2 separate regions of the Homo sapiens genome follow, and region 2 is linked to region 1. The links are chromatin contacts, found by Hi-C or POLR2A ChIA-PET in ENCODE. All regions are on one chromosome and are shown on one strand. The core of a region is the stretch at or near the end of the contact, and the rest is flanking DNA. Distances in the headings are between cores, read along the strand shown. Region 1 overlaps LOC105372018 (a long non-coding RNA gene). Region 2 has its middle 9.8 kb from the start of CTAGE1.

Region 1 (3,539 bases), core at 632-3,131:
CAAGCTGCCATAGGCATCCATTGACATGTGACTGTTCCATCTGTCCAGTTATTTTATTTTATTTTACTTTATTTTATTTTATTTTATTTTATTTTATTTTATTTTATTTTATTTTATTTTATTTTATTTTATTTTATTTTCGAGACAGAGTCTCACTCTGTCACCCAGGCTGGATTGCAGTGGCGTGATCTTGGCTCACTGCAACCTCCGCCTCCCAGGTTCAAGCGATATTCCTGCCTCAGCCTCCTGAGTAGCTGGGATTACAGGTGCCTGCCACCATGCCGGGCTAATTTTTGTATTTTTAGTAGAAACGGGGTTTTGCCATGTTGGCCAGGCTGGTCTCAAACTCCCGGCCTCAGGTGATCCACCTGCCTCAGCCTCCTGAAGTGCTGGAGTTACAGGCATGAACCACCATGCCTGGTCCCATCTGTCCAGTTCTATTCTGGAGAGAGGAGGGGTCTCAGCCAGCAGGTATGGGTCTTCACCTCTCCTCCCCTCCACCCTCCCAGCCCTTGAGGAGGCTAACTCTGAGCAGGAGTCTCCACCCGTGTTGTGACAAGTGAACAATGCTCACATTAACTGAACACCTATTTTGTGCCAGATACTTCACAGAGACACTCACATAGTCTATCTGATTTAAAGCAAAGACTAAAATTGTTCACTAGTAAGTCAGAAAGGTAAATAATTCCCGAAGTATCAATTTTAGTTTCAGTTTCATGTTCATACTGTCTCTGTTTATGGTCCGTTACTTTCTAAATTTAGGGAGGCTCCATGTTGAAGCAACTCTGCCAAGTATCATCACCTTCAGCTTGGGATCAGAGGAAGCTGAGATTTCTCATCTCACATGGAGATTCTGAACATCCATCTCATACCAAGTCAAAGAGGCGTTGCCCTCAGATCTCCCCTCGTGAGATGGGGAGTGCCTTAGAACCGTCTGCATTTCAAAATTAGTGAAATCCCAAGGTAGTTGATGGGCAGTGTCTGGAAATTCGTCAGGGAAAATGTTATTTTTGATAAATGCCAACCTCCAAATAAAAGAGAGCTCCTTCTTCCTATTACTACCTCAATGGCCAAAGAAGGAAAGGGAGAGGCAGTCTGGGAAGGGCAGGGAGGAGCCCCCCAGGGTATTTTCCGACCGGGCTTGTGCTGTGACCTGACACAGCAAAGACTAGAGAGTACTGAAAAGAAGTCATTGGCAAAGCCAAGTTTTACAACTTTGTCATCTTTGGGCCCCGTTGGTGCATTCTAGGGCTAAAAATAAAAATAAAATAACCACCCTGGTAAAGACATCAGAAGATGGCTGTGTGAAAGCTCAATGTGCCAGATCATGTCTTACGGCAAGTCAGTGGGGATTTGCTGAAGAAAAGTTTAAGGGGTCAGCCCCAGGAGCAAGAAGCCTCCACCTGGAAAGAGGGAAGAAGGAAAATGTAGAGAAGAGGCCTCTGCCAGGGACGGGGGCTCACACCTGCAACCCCAACACTCTGGGAGGCCGAGGCAGGAGGATTGCTTGAGCCCAGGAGTTTGAAACCAGCCTGGGAAACTTAGCGAGACCCTGTCTCTATTTATTTAAAAAATTTATGGAAAAAAAAAAAGAAGACGCCTCAGGAGAAGGGTTCAGAGCACACCTGAGGTCACTGCCCCATAAGACTCCAGGGGGTCTCTGTATGGGGCTGGTCAGGAGCTCACTGACCCAGAGAACATTTGACCTGGGTCACGTCACCATTCCAGCCCCTTCATTTCACAAATGAGGGCACTGAAGACGTGATGTGGTGTGCCCTAAGGTTCAGAACAGCTGGCAGCTGGCCCCTGGTATATGGGGGCATGCTCCCAAATTTAAAGCATCACTCAGGCCAATTAATCTTCGGAACCCTGGGCAGAGGGCTGCCGTAGTAACTCGCCCCGTAGGAGAGAACAGGGAGGGGCCCGACCCAGGCCAGCCACCGTCAAAGGTGTTCCAAACAACCAGGAAGAGAGTTACTGAGAACAACACTCAGCCGTGACTTTTTATTCCCCGCAGCAAAATGAAAAGAAAACAAAATAAATATCCCAGAGTCTTCGTGACTGGCAGCGTCAAACACAACTGTGTAAAGTGTTTGCAGAGAGCCATTAAAAGAACCATTTGGAAAGTTTTGTATTGTTTTCCTAAAGGCCCACGAGCTGCCCGGAGCCGACTGTGAGCTTGAAAGACTCTGCCTGACACTTTCCACTTCCTGCTCATCCTCCAGTTCCAGGATGTGGATGGGGTGAGAGGATGAGAGACTTCCTGCACCCCCAGAGCCCAGGCCCGGCTGACCCACGCGGGAGGAGGCTCTGTCCAGCGGAGCCAGGAGGAGGAAATCTTGCTTCCTCTTCTAAATCACCCAAGAGGTGGTGCAGAGGGATGTGTAGGAAGTCAGTTCATTGTTGTTGAAGTCACAGTCTGTTTCTTAAACATGGGGATAGCAACTCCGATTACATTCAAGCTGGGAAGAGGAGGGAAGTTGAAGGAAAGGTTTCCTCAGTCACTTGGACAAGCGGCTGCACCACAGGCCCTGCTACTGGCTCAAGAAGGCCACTTGAAGCTCTCAGCCACAAAATCCAGAAACCAGGCACCATGAGAGCATTGCCCTCCCATAACCAAAGGCCAAAACCGCCCCATTTCCATTTACTCATTGCCAGAAATAAGCAGGAAAAAAAGGTCTAGTTTTGAAAGCTGTTCCTCTGTAGCTCAAACAGGACCATTCAACGTGTTTGGGAGGGGGCCGAGGGAAGGAAGGCATTTTGGTGCCATTGTTAGCTGAAGAAAAAACACTCACACTATAAACATGTATAAATGGCCTGGGTAACTTCATTGCCCAAGATCCTGTTGAAAACTTTTACTCATTACTCTTGTTATTGTTATTATCGGAGACATTCCCTCCTACACATCCTTCCTTGCTCCTGGCAGGAGACAAATCTTGATCAAAAGCAAAGAATGTTCAATCTCCCCTTCCAATTAGTAAGGATGGGGCTGCCTGGGATGAAGGGGAAGGCAAGGCTGTCAGAGCCGCTTTCCACCGTTAGTAATGAATGGGAATTTTTATAGGCATTAGCTAAGCAGAATAACTTAATCCAAATAGTGACTTCAGAAGTGAGGATCAAGATTACGGTGTCCTCGCACCTCTGCTTCCTAAGGTGCTGGGATTACAGGTGTGGGCACTGTGCCCTGCCTGAGGATTTTGATTGTGAAAACTGGGAGGAAATGGCATCTAGAGCTGGGCCTTGAGGGATAAACCTTGATATTTGATCTCGGATGTTCATTGTTGGCAAAATAAGGTTGGACCAAGCCCTGATTTAATGGGAAAAAAATGCAGACCCCGTTTTCAATTGCCCTACTTATAGTATGACCTCTTTAAAGTAAATTCCAGAGACCATTCAGTATGTTGGTATATATGGTATCCTCTGTCTGTGTGGGTTTGATAGGAAGCAGGTTTTCAGTATTTATTTGATGAAAAAACATTCCTAAATTTCTCTTCATAGCTTTCTTTTCTTCCTTTATTTTTTTCTTTTTTAAAGAAATG
Region 2 (3,337 bases), core at 319-2,818, 150 kb before region 1:
CTCTGAGCAGGTCCTGGGACCTCTGTGAAGCCTGGTTTGGAGAGAATACTATCCAGTCAACAGGTGTATTGTGGGGAACCTGGAACTGTGTCTGTCACATAAGAGCTAGTCTAAAAAAATGTTTTAAGTACCCTGTGTATTCAAAAGAGGAAGTCGCATTAGCCTGGGGAAAGCTAAACAGGAAAGGATCCATTCTTTTTTGAAGGTGGTACATGAGAGCTCTTAGGGGTAAGTTTTCTGTGGCTTGAGGCTATGCTGGGGAGCTAGGAGCTTTGTCTGTCTAGAGAAGGGAAAGAATCAGTAAAGCTTCCAATTCTCCTACACCATTAGAAGTTCTGGGGACAAGCACCTGCACAGTGGAGGAAATTAGTTGGGAAGATAAAGAGAAGAGAGCCAAGAACAAAAGTTTGGGCAATGCTGACATTTAAAGGGGGAAGTATAGGCAGCAAAGATGGAGAGAAAGTGGTCTGAGAATTTGGAGGAAAACCAGAAGTGACAGTGTCACAGGAGCCAAGCGACGAAAGAGTGCCAAAACGGAGCAGTGGTGTCCAAAGCTTCAGCGAGATGGATGGGAAGGAAAACCAAGAGGAGGTCAATGAGTTCAGCAGTTATGGGGTCAATGGTGGTATGGTGGTCTGTGACAGTAACCCTATAATGACGTTCACCATGGTACTAGACGTGTGTCTCTTAAAGAGGTTGGGTTCATTATGTTGTATTCTGAAGGCCACGGCCAATTCAGTCCATGGATCAAGGCCTTACTCATGTCTCTCAGGAACAGGGTGGACATCAGGATGTCAGGAAAGCTGGATTTTCTGTGAAGACATTCCTACTCAAAAGGTAAGCAGGAGGCAAATCTCTCTGGGTCTCACTTTCTTGAATCTGGACTTCCAGAGTTTAAAAAGAACTTGAAGAAGCTCCAATATAGGAGGAAAGATGTTCTCTGCCACAGGGAACAGGGCAGGGAAGCATCCTCATACTGAATGCTGTAGGAGAAAGCCCTACTTTGTTGGGTGGTATATTCGTCCATTCTCACACAGCTAATAAGGACATACCCAAGACTGGGTAATTTATAAAGGAAAGAGGGTTAATGAACTCACAGTTCCACATGGCTGGGGAGGCCTCACAATCATGGCAGAAGGCAAAGGAGGAGCAAAGTCACATCTTACATGGCAGCAGGCAAGAGAGAGCATATGCAAGGGGAACTGCCCTTTATAAAGCCATTAGATCTCATGAAACTTTTTCACTATCATGAGAACATCATGAGAAAAACCCACCCCCATGGTTCAATTATCTCCCACCAGGTCACTCCCATGACACGTGAGGATTATGGGAGCTACAATTCAAGATGAGATTTGGGTGAGGACACAGCCAAACCATATCAAGTGGATAATTTGGTTTCAGGTTGTTTCTTCAATTTGTTTACCCCAAATCTTCAGTCTCATTTAAAGGGTTCTGACTGGTCTTAGTTGTGCCGGAAGGTAATTAACAAAAAGTGTCTGGCCTCAAATAGACTGAGGTGTTAAAGAGGGCACAGCTCCTCTTGAGGCCCATGTGGGGATGACACCCTCTAGGACAGGAAACCAGAGCCCAGGGGAGGCTAGAAACAGGAGAAACCAACAATCAGAGGCACAGGGTTTAGAGATGAAGAGAAGGTGAGAGGCAGCAACAATTTTATTCCTTCCTCCCTGAATCAACGCTTATGCACACTGCAGATGAGGAAGAGCGTGGGGAGTAATTAGGGCTGTGGGTTTATCATGGAGTAAGGCACTGCTGCTACTTGCAAGGAACCTAAGAAAGTAACAGGGTTTAGAGACACCCTTGGGTGCCTGGAGAAGTGGCATGTTTGTAAACAGGGCAGAGGGTTCTGTAAGTGAGTGAAGGGGAGCATACAAGACATGGAGAGGCTGGGGGAGGTGCTGGGAGAAGTGAGGTCCAAGGCTTAGGTGAGTTGTCACCCTTGCAGATTCCTCTTTTGCAGCAGAAGGAGACACACACACAAAGAATATCAGTGATTTTTGAGGAAGAGAAAGGAGAAGCAGTGAAAATCAGATGGCAGTGGCCCTTTATGCAAAATAGAAAGTGAGATCTGTGGAAGGCAGGGCCAGGGTGGAGAGCTGTGAGCGCAGTTTGGAAAAGTAGGAAGGAAAGGGGCGCCACGAAGTCCTGAAGGCTGCTATTTGCAGGAGCACGTTGCTCATCGCCAGGTGACAGCCACCAGAACTGCAGGTGCCAGGCCTTCAAGGGAAGACATCAAGGCCTCCAGCACACCTGCTGGCTGAGCTAGCTTAAACTCACGAGGGGCAACTGCCATCAGGTTGTGGCCTTGGAAACCATGTTGAGCTGCAATAGAGAGTGATGTAACCATGCCAAGAAAAGCTCACTGGTCCTTGGCACTTGCCAGTCACTCCTTGGACTGCCTCTCAGGTGCTTCTCTGCCTAACATACTCCTACTCAACCATGAAATCTCAGGCAGAGCTAGTCTTCCTTTTCTGCTGCACTCCCATTTGTATTTGTACAACCTGCCATTTTGCAAGATTGAACCTGTGTGTTCCACCCCTAGACTGTAAGCTCCCCGGAAGAGCATGTTAAAAATGCAGAATCTCAGACCCCTCCCCAGACCTAGAGTCAGAATCTGCATTGTAACAAGATCCTCAGCTGATTCAGGTGCACATTCAGAATTGAAAAGCCCTGATATCAGTGGTAAATAACTCATATAGGTAATGTACTATTATGGAAGATGCAGTCTGGCATTTTTCTATTTTATTCTATTTCATGTTTTATTATTATTATTATTATACCTTAAGTTCTGGGGTACACGTGCAGAATGTGCAGGTTTGTTACATAGGTATACATGTGCCACGGTGGTTTGCTGCACCCATCAACCCGTCATCTACATTAGGTATTTCTCCTAATGCTATCCCTCCCCTAGCCCCCACCCCCCGACGTGCCCCGGAGTGTGACGTACCCCTCCCTGTGTCCATGTGTTCTCATTGTTCAACTCCCACTTATGAGTGTTCAGTTTGGTTTTCTGTTGTTGTGTTAGTTTGCCAAGAATGATGGTTTCCAGCTTCATCCATGTCCTTGCAAAGGTTTGCTGGAGGTCCACTCCAGACCCTGTTTGCCTGAATATCACCAGTAGAGGCTGCAGAACAGCAAAGATTGCTGTCTGTTCCTTCCTCTGGAAGCTTCGTCGAAGAGGGGCACCCACCAGATGCCAGCCGGAGCTCTCCTGTGTGAGGTGTCTGTCGGCCCCTACTGGGAGGTATCTTCCAGTCAGGATCCACGGGGATCAGGGACTCACTTGAGGAGGCAGTGTGTCCCTTATCAGAGCTCGAAT

Evidence for each region. A loop is a pair of places that touch in the nucleus more often than their neighbours do. ChIA-PET counts read pairs that join two places held with the same protein, here RNA polymerase II (POLR2A). Pooled maps may share reads with other maps.
Region 2: a map of dorsolateral prefrontal cortex shows a loop between it and region 1 (2.7-fold over the local background). The contact joins two enhancer-like sites. A Hi-C loop is called at or near these places in 2 of 168 maps with a recorded cell type or tissue (dorsolateral prefrontal cortex and natural killer cell) and 2 of 50 pooled maps. POLR2A ChIA-PET finds 5 or more read pairs at or near these places in 1 of 52 experiments (OCI-LY7).

What each region holds. Positions count from the first base shown.
Region 1 is chr18:22,252,674-22,256,212 of GRCh38, reverse strand. All of the region lies in intron 1 of LOC105372018 (a long non-coding RNA gene), which reads left to right. Among named protein-coding and RNA genes, the nearest start is that of GATA6, 85 kb to the right of the region's middle. Within about 2 kb of position 1,881, at least 5 of the 41 ENCODE cell types and tissues checked have a DNase peak (open chromatin) inside an H3K27ac peak, as active enhancers do.
Region 2 is chr18:22,406,467-22,409,803 of GRCh38, reverse strand. No RefSeq gene overlaps it. Among named protein-coding and RNA genes, the nearest start is that of CTAGE1, 9.8 kb to the left of the region's middle. Within about 2 kb of position 1,568, at least 2 of the 41 ENCODE cell types and tissues checked have a DNase peak (open chromatin) inside an H3K27ac peak, as active enhancers do.